2 separate regions of the Homo sapiens genome follow, and region 2 is linked to region 1. A link is a loop called in an ENCODE intact Hi-C map of the cell type or tissue named here. Cell type or tissue: K562. All regions are shown on one strand. Each heading gives the region's core, and the rest is flanking DNA. Links, peaks and the distances in the headings are about the cores only.

What was found. A loop is a pair of places that touch in the nucleus more often than their neighbours do. Peaks named below come from ENCODE experiments on the same cell type or tissue, not always from the same donor. Only the 100,000 strongest peaks of a DNase experiment are listed, where the experiment ranks them.
Region 2: a loop joins it to region 1, with 4 times the contacts of the local background. A loop is called at or near these places in 2 of 110 quality-filtered maps.

What each region holds. Positions count from the first base shown.
Region 1 is chr3:152,315,114-152,323,462 of GRCh38, forward strand. All of the region lies in intron 2 of MBNL1 (muscleblind like splicing regulator 1), which reads left to right. Among named protein-coding and RNA genes, the nearest start is that of MBNL1-AS1, 50 kb to the left of the region's middle. In K562, for the core only: a CTCF peak has its summit at 5,188; a DNase peak (open chromatin) is centred at 5,348.
Region 2 is chr3:152,238,652-152,247,000 of GRCh38, forward strand. It overlaps a transcript of MBNL1 not described here. Among named protein-coding and RNA genes, the nearest start is that of MBNL1, 26 kb to the right of the region's middle. RefSeq lists enhancers at 4,855-4,914, 5,045-5,174. In K562, for the core only: no CTCF peak of the experiment used is centred there; DNase peaks (open chromatin) are centred at 2,672, 4,820 and 5,710; H3K4me3 peaks cover 3,445 bases.

The sequences.
Region 1 (8,349 bases), core at 200-8,199:
CAGGCTTTTAACATGTTGTGAAACAATTAGGAGAAAGTACAGGAGGACCTCTGAGGGCAGGGAACATAAAATTTGTTTTCAGCTTTTTCGCAGTTGCCAAAAATGGTGCCGTAAGGCTTTCCTGGAATTAAGTAGTCAGTTGGTATTTGGTTAGCAGATGCTTTGTAAAACCTAATATATTCCCACTATATTTCCTTTAAAAATCAAGGGGGGGTTAACACCTTTAGATTGTCATGTTTTATTGAGAAAAATCCACTTCTCTGAAACTCCCTATTACTGGATATAAGAAAAAATAACAAGCAAGATGTGTTGTGTATGTTGGTGCCCACATTTTGGAGGAAATTACAGAGATAGAAAATTAAGCTAAATTATTAAGAATCTGATGAGTTCTTTTTGCTTACTACAGTTTTGTTTCGTATTTGATAAAAAAATTTCCATGTAATAACATTTAAGATAAAGCCAGTATTATTTTCTTTGACATTATTTTGCAGTTTGAATTTTCTAAGCTTTAGACAATTCACACTTAATGTAAAAAAAAAAATTAACCTTCAGAATGAGATCATGGTGCCATGGTTCTCTAATGAATGTTACCTTTTGTTTTAGCAGCTCAGTTGGCTCTAATCCATGGAAAAGTTTTTATTTCCCATCAGCTCCAAAGTAGGAGCCAAACCAAAGTTTAAAGAAACGTTTTCCAGCAGACAAGTTTCTACAGATAATAGTGAAAGCGTGTGAACACACACACACACACACACACTCTCTCTCTCTCTCTCTCTCACTCCTCTCTCTCTCACACACATATGCGCGCGCACACACCCACACGTCTTATGGAAATATTAAATCAGGAAGAATTTCTGAAGTTCTCATAATAAAAATAACTGTAATATTAATAAAGTACTCCTTATCAGTTATTTCTCGTCACATTGTGGCCCCAAGGGTTTGCTTGACTTTTCAAAATGTATTTGCTTCAGGATAAATTGAAGAAGTACCACTCTCTCCCTGTATTAATACCTTTCAGGGCTTTTGATCTGTAACCTCTTGTCACCTCTGGTTTATCTGGCTTAGCATATGAATTTTGAAGAATGAGGGAGCATAAACAATTATGACTGCCTTTTAAAAAATGCACGTTAAACCTGCGGCCTCAAACTTGTCAGTTCTGAACTTTAACAGTAGAAAAGTGAAAACTCAGCGTTGAAAGTAGAGAGTGTAAGAGATTTTGCCAGTTGGACCACTTTGCTGCAAATACCTATTAGACCCAAACCTTTCTTTTGCCTAGTGATCAGCTATACTAATAGCAAGATCCACTTAATTCCATGTGAGTCAACAGCTTGCATGGCATGCCCACTGTGTGCAAATAGCTTCTCAGGTACTTTTCCAAGCGTCCTGCCTGCACAAAGCAGAAGAGACTTGGAATATATTTATTTATTCTCTCACCCCACTGCTTGCTCTATCACCTAGACCTTCATGCTCCATCACCTAGTCCTGCTTGCTCCATCACCTAGTTGGAATTTCTAAATCAACAGACATGGGCAGATATATATTTTAAAAGCTGTGTGCCTCTGATTAACAACCATTCCTTTAATACTGCTGAGAGGTTCTGGGAACATAGTATTTTTGCCATGACTTCTCAATCTATAGAGAAGATGTATTTATCTCCTAAGGATAAAACCATCTGGAAATTTTCACATGCTCCAGACTTTCAGATAGAGCTGGCTTTGCCTTCTCTTTTTCTTCCTCCTCTTCCTTCTTTTTCTTCTTTTATTTATTTATTTATTTTGCTTTGCTTATTAAAACTATGGATGAATTTTTAAAAAGATTAAGAAGATAAAATAACCTTCTCACCTGCTTAGTAATTTCTTATTCATAGTTAGAAGGTACAGTAACTGTTTCATAACTGTCCCCATTAAATTTCTGATTCAAAAAATATATATTTTTCTTTATAAATACCGTTTCCTATGATTTTTGGTCCCTAAAAAGCAAACAAAAAAAAGCTACTTGATGGTACCTTGGTTGTAGTTAGCAGGTCTCCATTTTCTACAGATCTTCCATTCTGCTTTATTAACTTCCTTTATTAATGACAAATCAGCCAGTTGATAAAATAATGTGTTAACTTTTAAAAGATTCTTATAAATTTATGTGGAGTTCTGTGACTACCTGATATGACTTTGTGACTATTTTAGTTGTATAAAGAATTTCAAATTATTTATTCCTTTAAAAAAATTTTTTTTTCAGAGACAGTCTCACTGTCACTCAGGCTGGAGTGCAGTGGCGCAATCTTAGCTCACTGCAACTTCCACTTCCTGGGTTTAAGTGATTCTCCCGCCTCAATCTCCTGAGTATCTGGGATTACAGGCATGCACCACCATGCCGGGCTAATTTTTGTATTTTTTGTATAGATGAGGTTTCAGCATGTTACCCAGGCTGGCCTTGAAATCCTGAGCTCAAGCGATCCACCCACCTTGGCCTCTGAAAGTGTTGGGATTACAGGCGTGAGCCACCGTGCCTGGCCTATTTTTTGTTTTATTTTTTTAATCTTGAAATAACTCCACAGTTATCTCCAAGTAAGTCTAATATCTTCTCTTTGAATTTCTAACTGATTCTTATTTATAAACCCATAGAATCTGTAAACCCACAAACAAATGATTCTTCATCGATCAAGTTCTGTTTTCAAATAGATGTTCAACGAGATGTTCAAAAAGACGATAAAGGATACATTGTAACCTAAGGACTTTATTTCGTTCATTTGGTCATTTACCTTTTAATTGTAGTGGACTTAAATGTATACAGATTTTCATGTACAACAAGTAGTATCCTTTAGCTGCAACAAATGAATAGATTAGCCTATGTGAATATAGTTTTGCAAAATATTAATGTATGAAAGTAGTCCTAAGACTGCAAGTACTGTTGCTTTAGAACTTCATGCATAAATTGGGTGTGTTGTTACAGGATACAGAGAAAATTGATGGTCAACCTTAGCCTGTAGTATATTTTGACAGTGTGAATGAGTCAAGCAAGCAATTTTCCAGACTGTTTAATGGTACAAAGGAAAGGGCTGCTAAGGAAGTCATTCTTATGACTAGCTGAAAAATATTTTTCTTAGTGACTGTTCTAGAGAAAAACAGGTCACCGTTGGAAGAAAAAAGCAGTCTCACGTTACAAGCATTTTGAAAGTGGTTTGATCATTAAAATGTATTTATCTTACGACAAAACTTAAAACGGATACTGCTTACTATATTTGCAATGTCTTGAAACTCAACAAGAAATTATGTAGCATCATTACAAGTTTTAATTCATGGTAGAATTTTGGAGATTATATTTATTGAGCTATGTTTTTTATTTCATTAGTACAAATAAAACTGCATTTTATTTGTTCTAATGATAAAATGTTTTAAGTTTATAAAATTACTGCAAATGTATTCCACTGTGTGGTTCTAAACTGCATTTGAATTAAAATAGGACTTGATTGATGGAGAATCATTTGTTTGTGGGTTTACAGATTCTCTTCTAGGTAGTTTGAAAAGATTCATTGTCCAGCAGCAACTGTTCACCCAGAGACATAGTGCTTAGCATGAGCTTGATGGATTCAAACCACTGGGTTTATCATTACTACATAGATCTTTGAAAAGACAGGCTGCAAATCTTGTTTCTAAGCTGTGACTAGCTATTATTATGTCAATTTGAAGAACAGAAGTAAAATCAATCCAGATTCAAAAAAAGACACTCTACAGGCATTCACAGACTGCAACCAGTTCAAATTGTAATATCCTGCCTATTTAAAGTCCCCTGATTATTATGATTATTCAATATCATGTTAATATTTAAAACTTGGAATACAACCTACTAACCTTATTTTTATTTGTACTACTGGAAGTTCCTCTAGCATTTTTGAAGTAGCTTGGAAAAAAATTGAGATTCAGTTGTGGTTCTACTTACATTTTTACTAGAGTAAGTTGGAGAGACAAATCAGTGAGTAGTCAAGTCTTCATATAATCAAAGCTTTTAAAATATGATAACAAAAACTTCAGGTGTTAGATTTAGCTTCACGGAAAACCTTTTTTTGGGGGGCCTAAGTTTAAAATGTGTTTTTTCTTTGCATTTTAAAAGATTGCTTGTGCAGTGTTCAATGGTTTTGTTTAGCATTTAGAGATGATTTTTTCCTTTGTCACTTTCCACATTGAACTCTGCTGATTTAGTGTGTTAGAATTGCCATCAGAAGAGTCCTTAGAAATGATGTCATGCAGTTCATTAGTTTTACAGATAGGGAACCAAGGAGTGGTGAGGTTAGGGTTTAATCATATCCATAAAGATCTTGAGGTCATTAGGACCCTTTAAATGTGACTAGTTAAATCACAGCAAAAACTAGAATATATTGTCTTCATTTCAGGAAAATGGCATCATTGACACACCTGACAGATGAAAACTGCTATTAAGGTCGAGTCCAAGTGACAAAACTTTCTTGACTGTTCTGAGGCCTTGGTTACGGTGGCATTAAAGTTCTATACTGTTTTTTTTTTTTTTTTTTTTTTTTTGGCTGGACAACAGACTCTCCAAAAAAATGCATGTGTATACATTATGCTTATTATAAAATTTACTAATAAAATGACATGGAAGACAATTAAAATTATAATAAAATATACAATGCTCAACATTTAAATTCTATATGGCCAATTGATTCTTACAGAATGCCTTTTTGATTTTTGTCCAACTCTTGCATCTGTAGTCAACCTGTGGTCGCAATTGACAGAAGAGTTTAATTCTTTCTTTGTGCTCTTACTCCTGGGTCCCTCATTGTACAGTGATCATCAAATGCAACATCCTTCATGAAAATGAATAGCTTCACTTTTTGGCATTTCCTTCCTTTTTATGTGTCATAGAATACACTACATTATTCTTGATTTTACAGTTAATTTGTAAATTGTTTCTAACCCCCACTAGTTTATAAACTCCTTAAGAATGAGAAGCTTGCATTAATCACTTCTATATATATAGTGTTTTGAATATCCTTGGCATTCATTAAATGTTTAGTGAATTGAATGCGATGTTTCTTCCAGACTATGACCAATAATTGTGAGAAGATTTTATGTGTTTTTAAATTCAACTTTAGAGAATTTCTTTTTGTGTAATAGGACATTTGTTGGACAGCAACATGTAATTACTCATAAAATGTTTCTCTGCGGAGTCCAGCATCCTTCATTTGTGATAGGACTCATCCAGTTAAATTGCTCAGGCACTATAATGGACTATTTATGTTCTGTTGATGTAAATTTCTAGAACAGGCCTTTCCCTGGACTCATGCCATGTTTTGTATGTTATCTTGTGCAGGCAGCACATGGGGACCTAGTCAGGCTTCCTGATATGATAGCTGTATATACAGCCCATGTCTCAGAGGGGAATGATAAATTGGCCTGTGCAGTGACACAATACACAGTTATTTTGGTGACAGTATTAACTCTCTTTTCATAAGGGTGCTTTGTTGGAAAACTATTCAGCTTAACACAGAATATTTAGCTTTCAAAGGTTGCATAGGGAGAAATGATACTGCCAGGATAGAAACATTATCAGTTTTTTCTTTCTTTTTTTTTTTTTTTAATCTTTTTTGACTCTACCGAGAATATTGAAAAGAGTTTTGATTAGTATTGGTGTTTATTACGAGAGGAACATTCTGGGAACCAGACTATTAGTATAATTATTATTGTTTTTATTATCAAACTAATAGCACTAACAAGGACATACGGTATTTGTCAAGGGATTCCTATATCTCTGTTACACCTAAATTTCTCTATACTCTAATTTTAGAAAAAAAGTTTTGTCTTCCAACTGTGAATACTTTATAGTGTTGCAACTTCTGCTTCTAATCTTTAATCTGAAGTAGAAAAGAGAATCCAAGCTTCCAAGAAGTATGTCTCTAGACTCTGCCACTTATTAACTTGCTCCTTATTTTTTCTCTCCAACAATTATTTTAAGATCTGTATGATATAAGCTATTTTTAGAAGAACTGAAAAGTTCTAGAGAGTAAAAAAATGTTCCAGATTGTGTGTTGGTGCCAGTAGTACTGACAATTAAATATTTGATTGAGGAGAAACCTACATTTATCCACTTTGAAGAGGATCATCAGGGGAGTTAAAAATTTAGTACTTCAGGCTCATTAAGAGTTAGAATAGAGTAATTATGTAGCTGGTAACAAATGCTACAATCACCACTTGAGCATTGTGATATGTTACTCATTGAGACTTACTGGCCTTCTTCAGGGAACTTCAGATTTTATAAAAGTCATTTGCTTAGAGAGTAAAGTTCTGCTAATCCATTATTTTAGTTCTGTCATCTTTTTCTGCAAATAGGGTGAGTTTTCCGAGAGGGTAAGTCCCTGGTAATAATCTTAAAAATGATACAACTTTACAGAATATCTCCCCTTGCCATGAAGCAATACTTAATGTCTTGAACAGTGAGCCTCTTGTTCATGCAGCATTTAAAAGAGATGAGTGTAGAGGTCTTCCTTCTACATTCATTTTATTCGTTAGTAATTGAGAAGCAGGTCTAATTTTCTAATCTTGCAAGTTGGGAAATTATTAAAATGCTCAAGAGACAGTAGATCAAGCCTGGTGTCCCTTTCTCCATCAAATTTTAAAGGATTTTTTTTTCCTCAGTAATTCTGCCTTTGTGTATTTCCAATCTTGCTTCCTATTTGCATTGCACACAGTGGCATGTCAATTTCAAAAGAAAATGTATTCAGATCTACTTTCAAACTAACTGAAAGAGATAGTGGTATTTATTTTATCCTGAGGTTTTGTTGTTGTTGTTATGGTTGTTCTTTGTTTTTTAAATCTGGACATATCAGTAATCTCCTAAGAGAATCTATTCCAAACACAGAGACTGTTTATTCTTGTTTTAGATACTGTTTTAAAAGCCAGGTTATGTTATTATAGTATAGATATTTTAAAAAATAATGAAAACAGAGTTTTTTTAACCATATTTTTGTACTGCATAAAAATGCAGTGACAAGAGAAAAACATTAGAACTCTGTCATACTCCTAATATAGACCATTGCTGTTAGGTTTCTAACTCCATGTTCCCTGTCTGGAAGCTTTATAAGGCCGTGCCTTAGTCTTCTTAAGCCTAACACATTGTAGCCTTCCAATAAATATTACTTTATTTGTATTAAATTTAAAATGGAATAGAATGTGGTACATCACCAGCGTTCATAGCTCCTGACCCATGCCATAACTTTCCTTGCCCCATCCCCAAGATTAAAAAAACACAAACTATTAGACTAATTATAGTCATTACAGTTGTAAATTAGGTCATGCATTTCATTAAAAATTGACGCAGCTCCCTTTTTGAAAGGCTATGTCACGGAAATGCAAACTAGCCTTGTATATAGAACACTAAAATCATTTAACTTGAATTATTCTAATTACGATACCACAAAGATTAAAAAATACATCTATATTATCTCAGTCTGATAACTGGGCTGGGAAAAAATGTCAGTTTTGATATGTAACAAGATTGGTATGAGTTATTTTACGTGACAGTTTTATTGATTGATTTTTTTCATTTATAATCACTAATTTTGTGAGGTTTTCTCCCCTGCAGCAGTGGACTGAAAAAGTTAACATTTTTCTGGCATTTTTTAAGCGCTAAGAGTAGAAATCAATAGTTAAATTGACCTAATAAAAGATCTGTGCATCCTACTACTGTGACAAGAAGAGCAACAGAAAGCAACATGTATAGACTCTTAACAAGGCTCAAGGCACATTTTGGATTTGTTTTGCATATGAATTTAATAAGCATGAGACAGTGCTAGTGAATTACATTTGTTTTATTGAGTCTATTTAAGCCAGGATACTGTTAAGTAATAGACTGACGGTTTGTGGGAGCCAGATTCAGTAACAGGTCAGCAACAGACTTGCCACATGCCAAAAATGGGGTTATACTGGTTTCAGTTTGCTAACTGCCTAAGTAAACTTGTGTAGAATTTGCATTTTTTGCTTTGCAATTACTGGTTACTTCTCTTTAACATTACATTTGCATTCTATGTAAAAAATAGATTTTATATTTAATTCAAAATTTATCCAAATGTACTTACTCATTGGACATTATTTTTAAATGATAAAGGAACTTAAAAAAGTGATAGGATCAATATAGTAATAATTCTAACTCCCTTTTATACCCATATAAAATTCATTTAACTAGACTTATTCATTCAACAATATTGTTAAATAACCTAAAGGAATTTTTTTAAAGAAATAGTGTAAACATACAAATATGAATAATTTGAACTCCCTTTTATATAAATATATCTGTAGTCACTAACTGTAAATAATTTAAAAAATATATATGTACACACACGTGCGT
Region 2 (8,349 bases), core at 27-8,026, 77 kb before region 1:
TAAACACAATCAATGTAATATAAATGTACAACTAGATGTGATTTGTTAACCTTTGCTATGTTTTCAAATAAATATATTCAAAAATTAGAAGAATATTTTTGTCCAACTATTCATTCACAAATTAGGTTTGAAAATGCTCATCACCATCGTTCTCAGGAAACACGGTCTTCTTGGCCCTGTACCTATGATATTCAATTAATCCTCACAGTACCCCAGTGGAGTTAGTATTATCATCCACTTTTATATGTAAGGAAACTAAGGGTCAGAGATACTTGAAAATAATCAGACTATGCTATCCTCTTCAATTCTTTAACTGCATGTTAAAGAATTTAAATATTTAAATTTATGTTAAGATAAATATAAATATAAATGTTAACATAAATATTTATTTATTTATGTTAAAGAATGTTAAAATATTTAAGCCATTCTCTTAATAAGTAAAAAACAAAATCAGTGAACCAGAAATATTTCTGTCACCACTGAGCTATGAAAAGAGCAGTTGAAATATTGCTACTTCAGTAGTTTTAAAGTGGCCATGAAAATATACCTTGAGAAAGAAATAGTGGTTAAAACCATAAATATATTTATTTTATTTTACTTGAAATCTGTTTCCAGGGACATATGCACAGATGCTTATTTTCTTCTATGTGATAGGCGCATAATAGCAAAATTTACAAAAAAAGAAGAAAAAGAAGAAGAAAGCCGATTTAGGATTAAAATGGTAAATGCAAATGAAAATAATGGGAAATACGAAAACTTTAATATTTTTCTAATCTGCATGGTTTTTGAAATTTCTTTGGAAGGGTATTTTGAAAGTTCTAAATGCAAAATGTGATTATTACTATATTGTTACCTTTATCAAAATATCCTTTCATAAGAAAATAGTGCCCGAATTGTATTTAAAAAGAAGGTATTTTTGTGTATTAGATATATTAATCATAAACTATTTTTAATGCAATATATGATGTAACATGTTCATATATATTATAAACTCCTAACACATGTTTAAATGTATTTTTTCTTGCAATTATGTACTGCTTGGCACATAGAAGAAACTAACAATGTGTTGACTGAGTTTATTCCAAATGCTAGTAATAACTCAATAGCAATAAGCACTACTAAGGTTTAGATGGTGATCTCAAAAATCCCTGTCTACCAAAAGCAACGAAGGTTCTTTAGAGAAATGGGTGATTTCAGTTCTGGGGCAAGAAATACACAAAATGAACCTGGCTATCTTGTGCCAGAAATCAAAGACATTATCAGAGAATATTAGGGTCATCTCAAGAGGTTACCATAGCCAGCATGAAAAGCCCTAAAATGGAGGATGGGGAGAATGGACCATCACCAAAAAAGAAAAATTATTGCAATGCATTCAAACAGAATGTACTTATAATCCTACATATCAATAAAAAGCTGACAATTATGCAATAAAGAAATGTTTGGTCCTGGTAGTAGGTGATCAGGTAAAAAAAATAATAATGAGATAAAATAAAAAGAAAAGTTTGGAATGAATTAACAGGTAGTTCACAAAACTGGAATTGTAAAGGAGGATACAACATTAATATGTGTTCAATATCCACAGTAATCAGGGAAAAGCAAAATAAAAATATTAAGACTCCATTTTCTTGTCCATCAGATTGGCAAATCTTTAAAAGTTTAATTAAAGCAAATACTGGCAATCGCATAAAAAAACAGGAAATGTTGGAGATTAAACCTTTTTTGACTGGGCCATTTGGCAGTGACAATTAACATTTTAAATGTATATGCCTTCTGACCTAACAATTCTACTTTCCTGTATCTACCTCACATAAAGACTTGTACTACTTTTAGAGAGATATTTAAAATGCTCAACTGATCACATTATTTTTAGCTGTGAAGAGTAACACAAATTCAATCAGTGAGGGAATTAGATATATATGAATCAGTTCAAAAGTATGTCTTGGGATACCTTCAAGCCATATTAAGCTTTTTAAAAGTCCCAGTGAAGAACATACAGTGTGATGTTATTTACATTAAAACCCCACAAAATTATTTAACTCCTTATGTGTCTTACAGGTAATTATACAGGAAATAGTTAAGCAAGTATACACATCAAACTGATAGTATTACTTATTTCTAGGGAGAAGAATCATGTTAGAGGGAATTAAAATGGACTTTTGCTTTAACTGTATTTTTAATACTATAAACATAAGAAAGTGTTTAAGTAGTCTTTGTTTTATACTTCCAGTAACCGTATTAGGTGGTCATTTAAGGCCCCATTTACAGGTGAGGAAATAGGGCTCAAAAATGTTGCCTGACCTGCTGAAGTTTAAACAATAGTAGAATTGAAAAATTAATTGAGGCTTATCTTAGGGCCTCTATGCAGACTCTTTTCTGTACATTGCAAGTAGAAATGATTTTATATTTTGCATTGGTGAAAACTTTTCTAGGGAGATAACTGGGTTGGAAACAGAGATTTGGGAGCAATCAGTATTTGCCAGTTAAAACCATGCAAGGATAGTGAGATTGTCGGGTAAGGAGAGCAAGCCCAGGACAGAATCCTGAGAAGTGGCAACATTTACTAGAGGAGCAGAGTTTAAAGACTCATAAATAAATCAGAGAAGTTGCCACATAATCAGAAGGTGAGAGTGAAGTCAAGAGCTGAAAGACAGATAACATTTCCTGGAGGAGGAAGTGGTCAACATTGGCATGTGCTGAAAACAGGTCAAGTAAGAGGGCTTTTGGATTTTGGATTTGGTAACAGGGAGATCACTGGTGATTTTGGCAAGAGTCTTGATAAATAGGAGGAAGCAGAAACCCATGCAGGAGGAAGAAATGTGAGAAAGATAGGTGGACTTAGTATGGTGGGTCCTCAAAAAGTATAAAATTACAGTATGATTCAATTCCACTTCTGGGTGTATATACAAAAAAAATGAAAGCAAAGATTCAAACAGATATTTGCACACCCATGTTTATAGCAGCATTATTCTCAATAGCCAAAGATAGCAACAACTCAAGTGTCCATCATCTGATAAATAGGAAACAAATGTGGTATATACATACAATAGAATATTATTCAGCTTTAAGAAGGAAGGAAATTCTGACACATGCTGCAACTTTGATGAACCTAAGTGAAATAAGCCAGACACAAATGGACAAATGTCATATGGTTCCATTCATATGAAGTACCTAGAGTAATCACATTCATAGAGATAGAAAGTAGAATGGTGGTTGCCAGGTTGAGGGCAGGAAGGAACGTTCAGTTATTGTTTAATAGGTACAGAGTTTCAGTCTAGAAGAATGAGAAAGTTCTGGAGATAGATGGTGGTGATGGTTGCCTAACAGTGTGAATGTACTTAATGCCTCTGAACTGTACATTTAAAAATGGTTCAAATGGTAAATTTTGTTAAATATATTCTACCATACACACATACAAAAAAGATATAAGGGCTCAAGTCAATGTGGGCAACTTTCTCAAAAAGTTCTGATGAAGAAAAAGAAAGTAATATGACAAGTCAGTCAGAGGAGGAATTTTTAATAGGGAAGAAACTTGAGCATATTTATCAGCCTGGAAGGGATCATTAGAGAAGAAGAGAAGTAGAGATATACATCCACTATTCAGGCAAAAGGTACACAAATATTGAGGAAATACATTAAAATTACAGCAGACATTGAGGACTATGCTTCCAGAGTGTGACTGGGTCTTTGGGGACTGATAAGCCTAGTGTTTTATATAATGATACCCAAATACAATAATATTTAAAATTTGTCTAAACACATAGAATCTAAGCAATTTTAATCACATTGACAACTTCTCTGTAGGGATTTCCTTATAAGTAGTTCACAAAGGAATTCAAATAAAATTTGATATCAATGACATACTGGGGTTTTGTTCGTTTATTTGTTTTTGTTTTTTGTGCGTTTTATGGAGGGGACAGCTTTCTGCATTTGGTTTATTTAACTTCCTGCAAACTCACATTAAGTATGAGTTTAGGTGAAATGGAAAATATTTCAGCTTCTAATCATCTCCTAATTACTCTGTTTGTTTGTTTTTGAGACGGAGTCTCACCCTATGGCCGAGGCTGGAGTGCAGTGGCAGGATCCCGGCTCACTGCAAACTCTGCCTCTCAGGTTCAAGGGATTCTCCTGCCTCAGCCTCCTGAGTAGCTGGGATTACAGGGGCCTGCCAAAGTGCCTGGCTAATTTTTGTATTTTTTTTAGTAGAGATGGGGTTTCACCATGTTGGCCAGGCTGATCTCGAACTCCTGACCTCAAGTGATCCACCCACCTCGGCCTCCCAAAGTGCTGGGATTACAGGCGTGAGCCACTGTGCCCAGTCTAAGTACTCTTTAATGCCTCTTTGGACATAAGGTTAAATAAAAAGCAAAGAGTGTGGTGCAGTGACAGCATGATAGCTTCTAAAGTCCAGAAAGTGGTTCTTGCAACATGTGGAGGTTTGCATAATTACTGTATTGCTCTTGCAATCCATCTCCTTCTTCCCCAATGAGCAAGGGAGTTTGGGAGCAACTGCCACACATAAAAAATGAAGCTACACATTGGCTTCTATTATCTGGCAACCTAAACCCATGATAAATATATTTGTATATATCCTTTTATTTGAATTTGGCAGTAGTACTTGCTTTGATCAACTTTTTTATGTCTTTTTTCAACCATTGTCCCTACTGTCCTTTAAATATTCTCATTTACTACTCCAACCTGTAAGAAACTTAGCCAGCTAAATGTTCAGTTTTGCAGGATCTGCACCTCTGCACCTGTTTTTTACTCTTGTGGCTGAAGTAGTGAAAGACCATAGTTCATGTGTAAGTAACAGTTTCAGTTTTGCAGTGCTTTATCTATATGTAACAGGCAACTATTCATGAGAAAGGAAGTTTGAGACTTGTAGGTAAAAAACCGCTACCCAAATTCCAGGAAAATGTCTGTTTACTGGAGGTTTTTTTTTTTTCTTCCTTTAATAAGATGCCTGTAGTCAGATTAGCATTTGTGTCATACTTCAAAGACTTTAAATTAATTAGACTTGTAAAAGCAAGTTAATTCCCATATATCAGCTGGACAGTTTTCTTCTGCATAGAGCAATGTTTTCTGTGATCATTGAGCCACACAGGAGATGCTTCCTTATGTAAACGAGCACTACTTAATCAAGTATAGGTTTCTTTTCTTTTCTTTTCTTTTTTGAAATGGAGTCTCACTGTGTCTCCCAGCCTGGAAAGCAATGGCCGCGATCTCAGCTCACTGCAACCTCCGCCTCCTGAGTTCAAGCGATTCTCCTGCCTCAGTCTCCTGAGTAAGTGGGATTCAGACGCCTGCCACCATGCCAGGCTAACTTTTGTATTTTTAGTAGAGACGGAGTTTCACTATGTTGGCCAGGCTGGTCTTGAACTCCTGACCTCAGGTAATCTGCCCGCTTCAGCCTCCCAAAGTGCTGGGATTACAGGCGTCAGCCACCGTGCCAGGCCAACTATAGGTTTCAATAGCTTAACTTTTCTAAAATTTGCTTACACATATAAACATGCATATACTTTAATTATATATGTGTACAGGCACCAATTATAGCCTGTTGCTGTGATTTCAAGTGTAAGCTTTATGAATAATTTTCCATGCCCCATAAAATGGATAAAGCATAATGACTGTTATTTCATAACTTCCTCTTTTGGTGGACTATCCTTTTGCAGAGGAAAAAAAATAATGTAACTAGAGAAGAGAGTTGAGCAGAGAACTGAGCTCTTTGAAGTGCTGGTAGTTTGTCTCAACCCATGAAGCAGCTTAACAAGCAACTATAACTAAGCATAGAGGTAAGAACAATTATTTGCTATTTTTCATTTTATTATTTGGATTGCTATTTATATAGCAACAATTTAAATGCTGGCCACATTACAGTGTAGATTAGATAAACCTGATAACTCTTTCAAGTAAGTAACCGACATTTTAAATAAAAAGTTTAATACATTTACAAAGCTTCAGCTTCACATACAAGCTTTTAAAAACCTGGAAAAATTTAAAGTTTTCATTGATCTCCAAATTATTTTACCTGCAAAATAAAACGTTATCTTTCTTGTGTATTTGTAATTTTGCACACAATTTAGTGCTGAAGAGGCATTTGGATTATTAACAAATTTGATAACTTTTCTTCTTTCCCAGCTCTAGATTATTTCTAATATTCTCTCACAGATATACTTTTGTTCATTTTGCATATTATTAGTTGAGCACTTTCCAGAAAAAAAAGCATTCTTACATTTGTTTTTACCCACCGTGAAAATATATTGTATCATTTAAAATATGACATTTCAGTATTATTTTTATATCATCACTTTATGATGATATTTGTTTAGAAAAATTAATTTGTAGTGTAGACAGCATGACTTAAAATTTTAAATGAAATATGCAAATCTAATTTTTAAAATGTATTGTTTTCTAAATAAGTTTAATTTGTATTTATAATGCTTAAAATATAGTAAGAATGAAAACAAAGTAAGACATTTGGTTTGATAATTGGAAATCAAACTAAACTGAAACTGATCTTATTAGTGAAATTCTAAAATAATCTAGATCCTAGAAACTTTTATTCAAATTTGCACTAATCCAGAATAATACCTACACATATTAACTGTATTTAATACAATTGTATTCATAATATAGCAATTTTTAAATCTTCCTTTTAAAAGCTGTTGGTTTCTTTATACTTTGGTAAAAACATTAAGGAGTGTTTAATACAGCTTTGAGAAGAAAAATCTGTTTAAGTGAACTACTCTGGCTATATATACATATGGAGGTTTGAAGAGTTTGCCTCTGAGCATTTTCATAATTGAATCCTTTTGAGAAAGTTTCATACATCACACATTTACCGTGTGAGATTTGGTAAGTATAAATATCCCAAGATGTATTTGAAGCTTTCTTAATTTGGTTTGAAAAAATTAGACTAATCTCATGGCTTCCAAAAAAGAAAGTCCACACTATCCCATCAATTAATAGATTTAATTTTTGATAAATTTTGGTAAATGGTGCTGTTATTACTGGTTCTAGTATGTTACCTAGTACCTAGTTGGTTTTTTGTTGGTTTGTTTTACGTATTTTCATGCACTACACCAATAAGTTGCACCAATAGTTGCTGTCTTCTTATTATAGGGAGAAGGAAAGCAGAGTGTTACTGTTACAAACTCAGATGTGAATTGTTGAATCAAATTTGACATACTTAACTCGATGAAAATTTTAAAATTAAGTTGATGGTTGTTAGAAATCCGTTACAATTGTGCTTCTTCATCTTTATCACACACTAATTAAACACAACTGCTTGTCAGGTCTAGGGGCTCAAGCCTGTAGTCCCAGCTACTTTGGAGGCTGAGGCAAGAGAATGGCTTAAGTCAGAAGATCAAGGCTGCAGTGAGCTGTGATTGCACCACTACACTCCAGCCTAAGTGACAGAGCCAGATTCTGTCTCTAAAAATATAAAAATAAAGAAACCTTAAAAATAAACACAACTACTTCCATCAGAAGTTCAAATGTCCACAATTTTAACTATGAGATATTTTGATATCATGAGCTATTAAGTGTTATATGTAGTATGGTAATATACTAAATAATGGCTAACAATCACAAGGAAACATAGCCCAAGGAGATTACAATATAAATTGGTCATAAGTGTAATTCAGAACAGCAAATGAAGGCTAAAGCAGCAGAGAAGATACTATCTTTCTGGCAAGACAGATTTGTTGTTGTTGTTGTTGTTGTCAATAATTAGTAAAGTCTGAATGAACATCCTAGTTCTAGATTATGGAAAATAAGTTTTTAAGTTGTTCTCTCTTTGATAAAATTGTCTTTACATAAGAAAAAAATGAGTGCTCATCTGAGTTTCCATGATAATATTAATGGTAAATAAATATTAACAAATATTTAATATTAATTATTTAATATTATTGTTTATTCATCATAAATATGATAAATAATTTATTACTGGAAAATTTAATTTTGGCTTCTGAGCTGTAGTATATATTTTACTGTGTTTTAGTAGATTATGTTTATGTGACATGATTGTCTAAGAAGTTTTCATTGAATCTAATAAAAATTGAGACTGGATGACTGCTGTGTATAGTATTGTAAAATTTGGTCTCTGTCTTAATAAGGCATAGTTTGATTGTGTGAAGTGGATGATCTTCTTGGGGGTCTATTAAACTATTGGGTCCAGGGTTGATGCTGCTAATCTCACAGTTAAATGGATGTTCTCCTCCTCCTTCACAAGATGACCTTCCCAAAGTTGCTCATCTATAGAAATAGAAAAGAATGATCTGCTTATAGAGGGCTCTATCCCACTCCAACAAATAAACGTATATTATTTTTCAAATAATAATTACATTTAGG